Linked DNA regions of Homo sapiens: all the other regions are linked to region 1. A link is a contact called in ENCODE Hi-C or POLR2A ChIA-PET data. All regions are on one chromosome and are shown on one strand. The core of a region is the stretch at or near the end of the contact, and the rest is flanking DNA. Distances in the headings are between cores, read along the strand shown. Region 1 overlaps THADA (THADA armadillo repeat containing). Region 2 overlaps THADA (THADA armadillo repeat containing). Region 3 overlaps THADA (THADA armadillo repeat containing).

Region 1 (4,733 bases), core at 1,130-3,629:
AGGGAAACAAAAAGCTCTTGTTGGCGCTTTTAATCTTCTTCTCATTGTGCAATTCACTTTTAGCAGTCAGAGCAACCTTTGCACTACTCCCACAAACTGAAATTTTTTTCTTTGGCCAAACTCATAGTATCCATGAGCCTGATGAAAACCCTTCCAAGTACATAAATTACCCTTAACAACGGTACAAAAATAAAACACTGCTGACCCACTGTGCATACACCCATCCATCTTTTTAGCTATTACCCCAAGTCAAAACAGCCCACTCTTTACCACAATCAGAACCACAAGCACTGCCTGGAATGACAGGTTTTATGATCAGCCTTCCACTTTCTTCATGAATAATATTCTCAGAGGTCATCTAAATCAAATGCATACAGTTTTATCACATTCACTGCTTTTTAAAAATCTGTTTATAGTTCACCTCGCCAGTGAACATTTTGGGGTAGCATGGGTTTTCCCTGTGGTAGGCTGATGAAACCCCAAACTAACTAAATCTAGGGCCTTCCACTTTACCACAGAAGGTGGCCAAGAAAGAAGAGCCAGGCTTCTACTGTATCTGGCCACAAACCAGTCCTATAACCCCAGGCGATTGTCACCATGTGCCACACATGGTTAACCAATCCAATCAGTCACTTTTCCTACAGGAAAAGCAAAATAAGGAACAGATCCCACCATTGGTAGAGACATTACGTCTATATCCAGAAGACAGCCTGTACTCAGATACAGCAGCTGTGGATATAGGCTCCTCATCTCTCTCAGTTGCATACATTTCAGACCCTATAGGTCCATTCCGTGTAGCTAAGTTACTGGCTACTCAAAAGGCAACCAAAAAACAAGGTTATTTTGGTATAACAGAAAGAGTACATCTAACACCCTTGACAAGCCCTGCACTCTTGGGTTCAAATTCTAGCTCTGTAACTGCCTTGCTCTCTGAACCTCAATTTCCTCAACGGGCAAATGAGGGTGATAACACCTCTTCTCAGAGTCACTGTAAGTAAAATGACCAGTTCAATACTTGGCAGAAAGACGGGGCTCAACAAAGGTTGGTCTACTTCCTACTGACTTCTCTGCTCAGAACACTTTCTTTCTTGTTTTCTGCATTCCTGGGTCAAAATCTACTTCTTAATAAATTCCTTAAACTGCCTAACCAATTTTAATAAGCTACTACTGTCTAGCTTGTTAAAATTGTATGTGTGTGTGTGTGTGTGTGTGTGTGTGTGTGTGTGTGTGTGATGGTATTAAATTTAATATCCCAAGTTTAATTTTGCTACTCAAAATGTGATCTACAGACCAGCAGCAGTGGCATTATCTGGAAGACCATTTGGAAGTCGGACTCTCAGGCCTCACCTCAGATTTACTGAAATCAGAATTTATATGATAGCCAAGTGATATGTTTACATCTTAAAGTTTTAGAAACACTGTTCTATAACACACATGGACAGTCAATAAGTCAGAGCCTAGGCTCTGTACTTAAGGAATCAAGGGTGGTGCTTCTGCTTACAGGACATTTTGCTTACAGTGACTCTCAGAAGATGTGTTATCACCCTCATTTGCAAGTTGAGGAAATTGAGGTTCAGAGAGCAAGCAAGGCAGTTACAGAGCTACAATTTGAACCCAAGAGTGCAGGGCTTGTCAAGAGTGATAGATGTGCTCTTTCTGTTACACCAAAATAACCTTGTATTTTGGTTGGTGGCACTTCTGCTGTTGGTGATGTTCTATGAATCTACTTCATAAAGCACCTTACTTACTGGAAGAAAGCAACTACAACCGCAGCATTTTCTTTCACTGGAAGAACAGACTGATTGCAAACTTCTTACTTTGTATTTTTAGAGGTTAACAAATGATGCCCTAAGTACACTGGCTTCAAAGCAATATTTAAATTTTCTATATTAATGCAATCTTTGTTTTATATAATGGATACTTTGAATATAATGAGTAGTATCAGCATTCTGATTATATGTAAACTAAGCAACATTTTGGAAAGGTACTTTCAGGTACCACTGAAAGGTACTTTCAATGTAGTAATTTATTATTTCTAGGATGCAATGAACAACAGACTGAGTAGTAAAAAGCTTCCACAAATTCAATGTTCTTAAGACAGAGCACAGGTTCTAAAGCAAATCTCTGTTTCTAATGTAAACTGCAATTCTGTGCACATGCCTTTCCTCCTTGCATCAACTTTCTGAAAACATTTCTTAGTTCTTTCCACTTATTCATGAAAGAACAATTTTTAAGGCCCCTGAAAGTAAAATTTACCACCCAAATTCCTAAAATGAATCACCAAATGCCAGATGAAGGAGACTGGTAACTTTGTATATCAGGAAACAAAAACCAGTCTGCCTGAGTCATCTCTGTGATCAAAGATAACACAGCCACAGCCAAGGCTTGGCGCAAACAAATAGCTCTGCAAGCGCATGCCAGAACCTCATGTTTAATGGTTTTCTCACATTAAAATGCATAAGTCAGCTCTGTGAAACAAGGAAGTGAAACCTAGGACACTACATACATAAGAAATACTCTCTTGAGTTTGGTTTCTTACCCTTCTGCTCCAAATCCACTTCAATTTTTGGTAGAAACACAAAAATGAAGGTACTGTTTTGTCAAGAGCTAAGCAGAAAGGTAATAGCTAACTAATATGATAGGCTTCTGAAAGGTTTCATGAGAAAATTTTAATACTTCTTGGAGGCCTACATATTTAGGCCTTTGATCCAAAATGAACAAAGTAATCAGAAGACGGCAAATGCCTGAAAAGATGTAACACAAGAAGTGGTAATAGGCTCTAAAAGAAGAGAACCCTGTTATATTATTTCATGAATACTCTATATTCATGGCTTTTTTCAGGTACTACAAACGTAAAAGAGAAGACGAGTGGGAATTCATGCCACATGGCATTACCATTTACATGCCACCCATTGCACCGGCTCGCAGACTCTTCCAGAGTGAAGAGGCAGATGTCCTGACATCCTCTCGAACCCGTGGACAGAAGATACATACCAGAACCAAGCCTGCTCCGTGCTAGCCAGGCTCAACACAGGAATAACGCAAACATGGGGCTATGTCTTTCAAAAGGAGTATCTCCTATCAACACCATCCACCTGCCTTGGAGCAGACAGGGCTCAAAGAAAACATTACTTACACAGGTTCTAATGAGATCCTGTACCCACAATATAAGCACCTTACTCTGAAACACTGGGGGCAATGGCAGGAAAACCCAGGCCTCTGCTTTCACAAGACCCCTCCCAAAGTTTGTGTGTGTGTGTGTGTGTGTGTGTGTGTGTGTATACAAGTTATATATATATACACGCACACACACAATAGTTATATACAAAAGTTTTACATATAATATATATAATAGTTATATATATAATAGTTTTTAATATATACAATAGGTTTACATATATAAAAAAATATATAATATGGCCGGGCGCGGTGGCTCATGCCTGTAATCCCAGCACTTTGGGAGAATGAGGTGGGCGGATCACAAGGTCAGGAGATCGAGACCATTCTGGCTAACACAGTGAAACCCCATCTCTACTAAAAATACAAAAAATTATCCAGGCGTGGTGGCGGGTGCCTGTAGCCCCAGCTACTCCGGAGGCTGAGGCAGAAGAATGGCGTGAACCTGGGAGGGGGAGCTTGCAGTGAGCCGAGATCGCGCCACTGCACTCCAACCCAGGCGACAGAGCGAGACTCCGTCTCAAAAAACAAACAAACAAACAAATAATATATATATATAAAATATATATGATATATATAAAATAGTTTCTGAAATAAGAAGAAGATAAAATATTCCCGTAAAACTCCCACGCCAACCTAGACAATTTCTACACAGCATGACACTACCTCATAATGAAGGGAACAAAAGGTCCCATGCTGAGAGCAGAAGAAGTACCATCCATCGGGGAAGCGTAGAGTCTCTCCAACACCAAAAGTAAGAGAAACATGCTTGGATGACGATTTGGTTCTCCCATATCACTGAAACAACAATTATTACACATGAAAGATTTCACATTTAGGTAGTGAAGCACTCCTCCTTCAAACATTTTTCTCATGAAATAATTATGTATATGGCCGGGTGCGGTGACTAATGCCTGTAATCCCAGCACTTTGGGAGGCCGAGGCGGATGGATCACGTGAGGTCAGGAGTTCAAGACCAGCCTGGCCAATACAGTAAAACCTCATCTCTACTAATACAAAAAACTAGCCGATGTGGTGGCGCATGCCTGTAATTCCAGCTACTCGGGAGGCTGAGGTGGGAGAATCACTTGAACCTAGGAGGCGGAGGTTGCAGTGAGCCAAGATCACGCCACTGCACTCCAGCCTGGGTGACACAGTGAGACTCCATTTCAAAAACAAAATTATGTATATGAAGTGAGACTCCACAATCAAGGGGATAGTTTTCCTTTTTTCTTTTTTTTTTCTACGTTCACTTCTTATCTCCCAAATGTGCATCATAAGAAAAAACTACTAGCAAAACAGGGAAATGGGCTTTCGTACAGGATCCTCTTCTCAAAGCTTATCATTTACATAATTAGAGTACGCTATTTTGATTAGAACTGTTCCTACAGTAGAGACGTGCCTGTTCCACAGTATGAAATGTGAAACTTTCAACATCCAAATGTATTTAAGAAAGCATGAATAGTCACTAAAGGCCAGAAAAGCACATTAGCATAAACTACTAATGTGAGCAAATGCATCATAACCAGAAGTAAAATTCATTACTTTTATTTTCT
Region 2 (4,733 bases), core at 783-3,282, 110 kb before region 1:
TCCCAGCAAAAACTTGCCCATGAATGCTCATAGCAGCATTATTCATAACAACCCAAAAGTGAAAACAACCCAAATGTCCATCAAACTGATGAATGGATAAACAAAATGTGATATCTATATACTGGAATATTATTCAGCCATAAAAAGAACAAAATGACCAACATGGATGAACCTTCAAAACATGTTAAGTGAAAGAATCCACACATGAAAGGCCACAAAGGTATGATTCCATTTACATGAAATATCTTAAATAGACTTTCAAAAACTACTTGCATAAAAATTTAACTGACATGGGCAACTACTTTCAGATTATCTGTGATGTGCAGCTGGAGCTGGGAAAGGCAGGAACAGAGAACACTGAAACCACAGATGTGGCCGGTCATGGTGGCTCATGCCTGTAATCCCAGCACTTTGGGAGGCCGAGGCAGGAGGGCTGCTTAAGCCCAGAAGTTTGAGACCAGCCTAGGCAACAAAGGGAGACCTCTCTCTACAAAATAAAAAATTAAAAACAAAAACAGAAAAACCACTAGGTTGGCATAGTGGCATGCGCCTGTGGTCCCAGCTACTCAGGAGGCTGAGGCAGGAGGATCACTTGGGCCCATGAGGTTGAGGCTGCAGCGAGCCATGACTGTGCCACTGCACTCCAGCCTGGGTGACAAAGCTGCAAAAAAAAAAAAAAAAGAAATCACAGATGTTCTGAGACCCTAGTTGTTGACTAGAACGGTATTTCACTCCTGGGATGAAAATGTGGGTAGAAGGTTTCATGACACGGTTCTGCCACAGACACAACTCTCACATTATATGAGGCCTTTAACTTTGGTCACAGAAATGGACGGTGAATAAGGAGTCAGGAAAGCTCACCCTTTTCACTAACCAGCTGTGTAACCTTGGGTAAGTCACTTAAATTGCTATGATCTCTAAACTAAATTTCTAAAGAATTGTGGGCCTCTGTACTCAGCGCAAGGTTTGGAATTAACAGAGTAAACACCACGTTAACCTAGCAATCTAATAACATACCCTATATTATTCTGACTTCTGAAAGACAGCTAGGAAACATCTGTTATTTTAGAAGCTCACTGTTCCCTGGGAAAGATAATTTTGGCACAAGCAGCAGTTCAGATGACAGTTCCAGTGTTTTGGGGAAAACCAACTAATTTATTGACAACAAAGCCTGTTTTTTTTTTTTTTTTTTCCTCCTCCTTAAAATTTCATAGCTATAGGCCCAGAAATACAAAGTCCCCAGAAGACTCTAAAAATATGTTCTCAATTCCTTTTTATTTCCCACCCAGAGCTGAGAAAACAGCACCAACTGTGTCATATTAAACACATCTGCATCCAACACTGATAAAGTGCATGACCGAGGAACAGATAAGAATTGTTTTCAATTTGTTAAAATGGAAATAGTTAAATTTAACCTAATTAGACTAAATAATCAAAGCAGGTGTTTGTAAGATGCCAGTGTTTGTTTTCATTCTCTGTAACTGTTCAGCTATATTTCCCAGGAACTTAGGTAAAGGAAATTAATATGTCATAAAAATCACTGACCTATTTATTCATGTCACATATGTATTATTCATGTTTTAGGCAGTACAAATACAGGGCATTGTTGAACATTTCTCACAGATTTTACCATTTAAGCATCATCAACATCTAAGCTGGCCTGCAGAGGGGCTTATGTTACCTAACTTCCATTATATAAATACAAGCAGTAATAAATGAGAGCCTGTCTTCTAATCGTACACTGATCTACAGAGCGCACTGACTTGGCATTTAGACTATTTAGGGTTTCTGACTCCACTTGCACAAGCTGGTCACTTTTAAGACATTTAAAAGAAAAATAATAACAATAATAAAAGTTATATTCCAGTTAAAACAAAATGTTTATTGCACTTGGCAGAGTGATGAGATCTGAACTATAAATATCAACTAACAAAGAAACCACAAAATGTAGTCACCAGCAGCCTGGTATTAGGAAGTGTTTTGTGCAGTGGCCATAGGTCCACTTTCCAAGGGAAAAAGGGCAGGTGGCTGCCCGGGAGCAGTCAAGCGTGCTCTTTCTAATAACACGCTCCAGTCCTGGGTAGGCTCTCGTATTATTCCACACACCCTCAGGATGGGAAACAGAAACACAAGCAAGAAAGGCCCCATAAAAGCCTGTGACGTGGAAGCTCCTGAAAAGGGGGTCCCTTCTCTGTGGCCTGGGCATTCTGCAGCAGGGACAGAAGCCTGGGAAGTTGAGTCCACGAAGAGGGTTCTCGGACTCCCTTCCCTAAGCGAGTGACTGATGTTTCCTGACTCTGGCCCTGGTTGTGCCGTGAGGCCACAGTGAGGGCAGCTGGAGAGCTCAGGATCTGCCACCTTAGCACACATGGGATGTTAGGCACTTCTCGCTATGCCTCAGTTTCTGTGGTCTCATGAAGGAACATTAGTACTTTCTTCATTAATGCACATAAAATGCTTGGCAGTGCTTGGCATAGAGATAGATGCTCAATAAATGTTGGCCACTATTATTATAGCCCCCTACAAACAAGGAGGATGAGATTGAAAACAATGTTTCCTAAAAATGAGGGTATAATGGGCATCCTATCCATATTTCAGGGGTAGGAAAACAGCCTTCTGAGATCATTTATATGAAGGGTATGGATGGACAAATCCTTATCAGCCTAAAATATTCCTATCTATGATTGCTATGTCATTTCTTTAGGATTAATCAATCCTCTTCATGAGTCATATTTCAATATATTACACATACACATAATTATAAAAGAACCAAGTTGCATAAAATTTATAAAATGGAGACTAGGAAAGGAAAAACCCGCTCATAAAACCCAACAAGAGAGCTTAAAATGAAAGTCTGAAAGTGCAGGTAGGTATTTGTTTAAATACTTGGTAAAAGAAAATGTTCAATTCAGTAGCTGTGACAGACACAATTTTAAGGGGTGTGGGCATAAGAGAAACAGAAAGTCCATCTGTCAAAGGGGTAAATATTTAGTCAAGTCTTAGATAGTATTTCTGTAAACAGAAATTTCAATGGAAAATTTCCAACCTGAGAGCAAATAATTTAAGATGGGTTTAATATAAGAATTAAAGCTCTCGTCTCCATGTCGCTGCCCAGCCTGAGACCCAGCCCTCTGAGTCCTTGTGGCAGTTCGGCTTTTTCTTTCTTGTTCCCTCAACTACAACTGGACACTATAATTTTCTTTCCATTCCAGCAGGAAACTGATATATACTAACGATGACAGCTGGATTCAGAAGAGGAAAAAGAACACAGGGGACAGAGAGTCCTTGTGGGTTTAAAACTCAAAACAAAACCCCCAGATTTGAAAATTTTAAAACCTAGTTAATGGCTGAGGAAACCTCAAATGATTGGGAAGCACTATGATAAAAGTTTGAATTACATAAAACACATCATTATCTTAAGCTTTTCTAATAATCTTCTCTGCCTTTCTCCTTCACTGTTTTTCTCCTTGTTTATGCCCCTAGCCCTTCAACGTGGTTCTAAGACATGTCAGAGGTAGGAACAGCCTTCCAAGGCCATTTACAGAATAGGACTGGAGAGGGGATGAGCAGATGCTCCTCCATCCAAAAAAGTTTCCCTGAAATTGTTATTACTTCATTTCCTTTGGAATAATCAATCCCTTTCAAGATTCATATTTAAATACATTTAATTTAAACATATGTATATACACATAATGAAACAGAATTATGTTTCATAAAATTAGTAAAATAGAAAATAAGAGAAGGAATCTCCCCTGTAATCCCACCATTCTAAAATAATTCCTTTTACCATAGCGCTGGCTTTCATTCTAGTCTGTTCCTCCATTCCCCACTCCCTACCTCCCAAACCCCTAATATTGATTATCAAAATGGCTGGGCAAAAGCAAAGTGAATGCATCTCCAGTTACATTCTTTTTTTTTCTTTTTTTTCTTTTTTTTAGAGACAGGATCTTGCTCTGTCACCCAGGTTGGACTGCAATGGTGTGATCACAGATCACTGCAGCCTTGAACTCCTGGGTTGAAGGGATCCTCCTGCCTCAGCATCCTGAGTATCTGGGACTCTACAGGCACATAACACCATGTCCAGCTAATTAAAAAAAAAATTCTGTAGAGATGGAGTCTTGCTATGTTGCCCAGGCTTATCTCGAACTCCTGGCCTCAGGCAATCCTCCTGCTTTGTCCTCCCAAAGTGCTGGGATTATAGGCGTGAGCCACTGCATCCAGCCAGTTACATTATTTTGGAGTGACACTAGGAACTTGGTTCCATAAGGGTCCTAAAAATCCTGTAAGGATGAGGGCAGAGAAAGAAATGTCACATTGTCTTAAAAACCACACAGTCCTACTCTCTGTCTTAGATCGTCCAATGAACTCCTTTGTCTACAGGGTCAAATTGAGGCTCCTTGGACTTTGGCCTGTGAATGAGGCCTTCCATGACTGAGTTTCTGCCTCCTCAGCCTCACCAGTCACACCTGCCTGGCCTTGAACCCAACACCCCAGTTGCCATGTCCCTAGTGCTCTGAAGGCTGTGCTTGATTTGTGCCCTTACAGCTTTGGCCATGCTTCTACCTCTGTCTGTAATACCTACCTCCACCTTGCCCATCCTGGTGAATCCCTACCCACTGTCAAAACTCTGTTCAACCACTTCCTCTTCAAGGAAGTCTTTCCTGTCCTCTCAAGTAGAAATGATCTTTCTTTAGTGCCTCAAATGTGTCCCATACATACTTCCTTTAATACAG
Region 3 (4,733 bases), core at 1,671-4,170, 110 kb after region 1:
AGGGAATCAATCATTTAAGAAAAAGTTCAGTAGCAAGTCATCTTACTGTCCTGTTGCTTGCGAAAATTTACCTGGATATGGGAAATACAGAAAATTAAACTTAAAGAAAAATTAAATGAGCAGCTCACAAAGGCAGCACTGTGCCATGTCAGAACACAGGCTGGCAAGGAGAAGAACTGGGTTCCTGTTCCAGAGCTGCCACAAACTAGCTTTGCAATCTTGGGCAAACCAGGTAACATCCAGGGTTCAGCTTCCTCTTGTCCAAGAGAGCTGGATAATATCATCTCTATGATCCTTCCAGCTCTAATGGTTTGTGAATATATCACTGAAAACTCAGAATTATAAACAAGCCCCATTTCTTCTCCCCACACAGCAACAAAAAACCCCAAACTGTAATCTCCCTACCTTTTATACTCCTATATGGGGGATTTAAGTGGCCACCGGTTTAAACAAGGAGCTGTAAAATCAGGATGATTTTAAACGGACTGTCATCTACATTCAAGTCATCAAATTTCAAAATAGAATAGAATTGTATTTTAGACTGTATGGAATGGCTTTCTTCATCCATTGAGAGAAAAGTAGATCACAGTTACTACTCTGAAGAATAAGAAATGCAAGTTCCACATTCTCCCCTCTAACTAGGGTTGCATTCTGCCTGCAAGTCACTTCACTGCCTCCGTGTATTCAGACGGCAGTCACATTCACCTAAGGCTTGACTCTTAAACTCATAGTTTTACCACTAGGCACAGATCTAGCTTTGCCAGGGCAACTATGCTCTTGGAAGGGTGTACCTCAGGTGTGGCCCAGCCATTCCAATGTAAATGATGTTCTTCTCTGTCATTTATATTTTTAACTCTTAAAGGTTTTAAGCACATGTAAGTATATTTAATTATTATTAATTTAAAGGAAGTTCATGGGGCAAAAGGTTATGTTTAAAAGCAGGAATTCTCCAGTAATGTAAATAACACTAATTTCTTGATGACTTTGGATTTTTATTGACTCCTAAACTGAGACATTTCTTTAGCTAAAGTCAGCAATACGAAGAATCAAGTTTTTCATAGGGGACGGGGTTCCAGTGTTAGAACACTGCTATTACATATACAGTTCATCGCTCATTCAGTCATCAGTTTCTTCTCACGCCTATGTATGTGAGGTTACCATGTGAATGGCAACATAGAAAAATGACTGGACCTCATTACAACGGAAACTAATGTTTTACAGAAAAACAGTCAGGATCTTATTTTTTATTTAAGCAGTCACTGGAAGAATTCTTTGGTTTATAAGAACCTGTCTTTTTGTGATAATTGTTTTTTTTTTTAACAAACATCTCTTATTTTACATTAATTCCCAATTTTAACACGGCTGTCGCACACAAATTAAATACATAAGATTTGGGTGCTATGTGAAAAGTGTCAAGGCAAAATAATGTTCATAGGAAGCTTTCACGTCTTAGTTACAGTAAAAGCAAAATACACTTCCCTTAATTTGTTTTTTAAACACTACCCAACAAACCCAAAAAACTAAATGTTTTAACTTGTCCTTGGAAAGAGAAGTTGGGAAATCAAAGGCCTCTAGCACATGTTTACTTCTTAGCAAGATGGTGAACATCAGTGAAGTAATCATTAATCATAGCTGGATTCCTCAGCAAAGATGTTGGCATTGGCACTACAGCCAGTCACCAGCAATGACTGCAAGTAACTCTAGGACACTGACGCCTATTTGATTTGGAAGAGAATAAGGAACATAATGATGCCTGAAATGTCCTGTGCGCCTTTGCCTTTCTTCATCTCAAGGCCTTGCAACATCACAAGCGCAGCTGTTAACCAGATGCATGCAACATAAGCCACAGAGTGTGAGAAAAAAAGTATTAGCATTATTTCCATGGAACTAGTCATGTGGTTATTATAGAAATAATCAGCATTAGCATACTACAATATTTGTTTTGTTCTTGAATTGTAACACCCTAGGGAAAAAGTTGCCTTTATTTTTAAAAAGTTAAAAATGAAAGTACATGTTATATATCTTTGCTGAAAAATGGTGGGAAATGGATTTGTCAAAACCATATGGAAAGGAAGAGGGAATCAATTAAAAACAGAAATCTAATAAATCTAAAATATTTCCAAATGAAATGCTTGTGGTAAGCTAACTTCTTGTAAACACCGCACTCAAGTCACTTGAACAGTCCCAGATGGTGAACTAACTTTGTGGTCTTAAAACAAAAGTCAGCCAAAAAAACCAAGACTACAACTTTATTATCAATGCAGTGGGAAACATGAGATCCATAATCAACCAACATGTTACTTTTTTTCTTTCCAAAATTTAAGAGATTTGTGGAGTTTTACTAAATAAGACAATTTTAAGCTAAAGTTTAAGTCTGTGTATGTGAAATGGAGAAATAAAAATTAGAGATAAAACTACAGTTAAAAGTGAGGTAAAATCTACAGTTATTTATATACCTTAGAAAAAATTTCTAAAAATGCCACAGTTTTGAAATGTATTATAAAGTCTAACATTCTAAATTACCATGAACTTTCTTCAGTTAACATTTGTATGATTTTATTCAAGAAAAATTTTAAACCTTTTTTTAGAGTTGGGTTATAAAAAAAAAAGTGATTTATGCGTTGACCAGAAATTATACATGGTGGAATAAACATGTGCCTTACCTGCTCCACCGTCAATAATCCATCAGAAGATTCTGGCACAGGCTGCATGGGCAGAAGCTGGCACAACATGCCTAAAAGTAAAGCAACTTCCTTCATACTTCTCCAACAACATACCAGCACCATCTGCGCAGTTACATCACATGTTTTTACTTCTTTACCTTAAACAAAAAAAAACACAACGATTGCAACCTTGATTACTCATATCCCAGGTTTCTAAAAACAAGCTTATTCATAATTTCCCCAAGAATAATCTGCTTGAACAAACCCGATTTGTCATGTTATATTTACTCAGAAGGAAAGAAGCTAACATTTGTCGAGCATGTGTTATGAGAAGAAATCATGCTAAGTTTTTTTTTTTTTCTTTTTTGGAGACAGGGTCTCGCTCTGTCACCCAGGCTGGGGTGCAGTAGCATGCTCATGGCTCACTGCAGCCTTGACCTCCCAGGCTCATGCAATCCTTCTACTTCAGCCTCCCTAGTAGCTGGGACTACAGGTATGCGCCACCACACCCAGTTAATTTTTGTATTTTTTTGTAAAGACAGGGTTTCACCACATCACCTCCTGGACTAAAGCAATTCTCTCGCTTGGGCCTCCCAAAGTGCTGGGATTATAGACATGAGCCACCATGCCAGGCCCAGTATTTTAATTTATTATTTTCAAATTAAATTTTAAAATAAAACACAATATTGTTCCAAAACTTGTTTAATCTTTAATTTCCAAAGATTAAACAAACTCTGCCTCTCTGTCATAAAGTATGATATGGATGACTATAATAAATACACTCCTTATTTATTTTGGTGAGCATGACTGTTGCATTAGTAAAGGAGTAGAATATAACTTTTAAAATCAAAGGAAAATACAAATTATCTTTCAAAATATATTTAATTCCCATGGCCAATAAGCTATAATTAGCCTTACTTACTCTCTTATTCTAGTTTTAGGAGTATTTTTGGTACTGATATTTTTTTAAAATCCAAGATGAACTATTATATTAAATAAAAGAGCACGCTGACAAAATGGTACTTATAGGGTAACCTCATTTGTGTTTTTATTTAAAAAGCCCAATGCATTAAATGGGTAAGTGTACATACACATAAACATATAAAATAAGTACAAAATAATATATTGCACTAAAGAAGGAAGACATGGAATTGGAGAGGAAACCTTGGAGGAATTTAATTTGTTTTTAATTCATATGTACCTCTGTTGTTTGAAACTATTACAATAGGCTATAATTACATTTATACATTATTTTGTGTAATTTAAAAATTTAAGTGTGGAGATAATTTTTTGCAAGACAATATCCCCACCTAGTGGAGAATGTAGAATATGTAATACATCACTAAGAAATTGCTGCTTCTGATGACGTTTTACAGCACTGCAGAAAATTCAGTAACAACTAATGATCAAACAAGATGTAAGAACTCGAATTCTGGAAGCTTGACACAACAAAGCAGCTCCCATTTTACTAATAAGGTTTGTTTCCTTTAAAAGCCTGCTTGACTTTAAGAACTCTCACAGCAGACAATGAACCACATTGCTGGGAGAAGTTGATTGCTGCCCAAACCCAGGTTCATTATATAGCACTGCTCTTATATCACCTGGGCTGTCAAGGCAGGTTTTATCACTCCAAGGCTTTCTGTTCTAACAGCTTGTTCGCTGCACAACAGCACCTAATAGGCTGGTGAAAGTCTTCTTTAATTTAATTTAATTTTATTATTATTATACTTTAAGTTTTAGGGTACATGTGCACAATGTGCAGGTTAGTTACATATGTATACATGTGCCATGCTGGTGTGCTGCACCCATTAACTACTCATTTAGCATTAGGTATATCTCCTAAAGCTATCCCTCCCTCCTCCCCCCTCCCCCCACCCCACAACAGTCCCCAGAGTGTGATGTTCCCCTTCCTGTGCCCATGTGTTCTCATTGTTCAATTCCCACCTATGAGTGAGAATATGTGGTGTTTCGTTTTTTGTTCTTGCGATAGTTTACTGAGAATGATGATTTCCAATTTCATCCATGTCCCTACAAAGGACATGAACTCATCATTTTTTATGGCTGCATAGT

What was found. A loop is a pair of places that touch in the nucleus more often than their neighbours do. ChIA-PET counts read pairs that join two places held with the same protein, here RNA polymerase II (POLR2A). Pooled maps may share reads with other maps.
Region 2: a map of HepG2 shows a loop between it and region 1 (9-fold over the local background). The contact joins two enhancer-like sites. A Hi-C loop is called at or near these places in 2 of 168 maps with a recorded cell type or tissue (HepG2 and PC-9), 1 of 37 single-sample maps with no recorded cell type and 7 of 50 pooled maps. POLR2A ChIA-PET finds 5 or more read pairs at or near these places in 3 of 52 experiments (GM12878, MCF 10A and activated naive CD4-positive, alpha-beta T cell).
Region 3: a pooled map shows a loop between it and region 1 (11-fold over the local background). The contact joins two enhancer-like sites. A Hi-C loop is called at or near these places in 1 of 37 single-sample maps with no recorded cell type and 11 of 50 pooled maps. POLR2A ChIA-PET finds 5 or more read pairs at or near these places in 6 of 52 experiments (AG04449, K562, MCF 10A and 3 more).

The regions. Positions count from the first base shown.
Region 1 is chr2:43,424,257-43,428,989 of GRCh38, forward strand. It overlaps THADA (THADA armadillo repeat containing), which reads right to left. Exons shown (of 38, transcript NM_022065.5): 28 at 3,844-3,975. Among named protein-coding and RNA genes, the nearest start is that of THADA, 170 kb to the right of the region's middle. RefSeq lists enhancers at 1,722-1,801, 1,840-3,039, 2,194-2,283, 2,304-2,363. Within about 2 kb of position 2,380, at least 24 of the 41 ENCODE cell types and tissues checked have a DNase peak (open chromatin) inside an H3K27ac peak, as active enhancers do; they include PC-9, where a contact is called at or near this core.
Region 2 is chr2:43,311,544-43,316,276 of GRCh38, forward strand. All of the region lies in intron 31 of THADA (THADA armadillo repeat containing), which reads right to left. Among named protein-coding and RNA genes, the nearest start is that of LINC01126, 87 kb to the left of the region's middle. Within about 2 kb of position 2,033, at least 8 of the 41 ENCODE cell types and tissues checked have a DNase peak (open chromatin) inside an H3K27ac peak, as active enhancers do; they include PC-9, where a contact is called at or near this core.
Region 3 is chr2:43,538,496-43,543,228 of GRCh38, forward strand. It overlaps THADA (THADA armadillo repeat containing), which reads right to left. Exons shown (of 38, transcript NM_022065.5): 21 at 2,664-2,821. Among named protein-coding and RNA genes, the nearest start is that of THADA, 55 kb to the right of the region's middle. Within about 2 kb of position 2,921, at least 16 of the 41 ENCODE cell types and tissues checked have a DNase peak (open chromatin) inside an H3K27ac peak, as active enhancers do.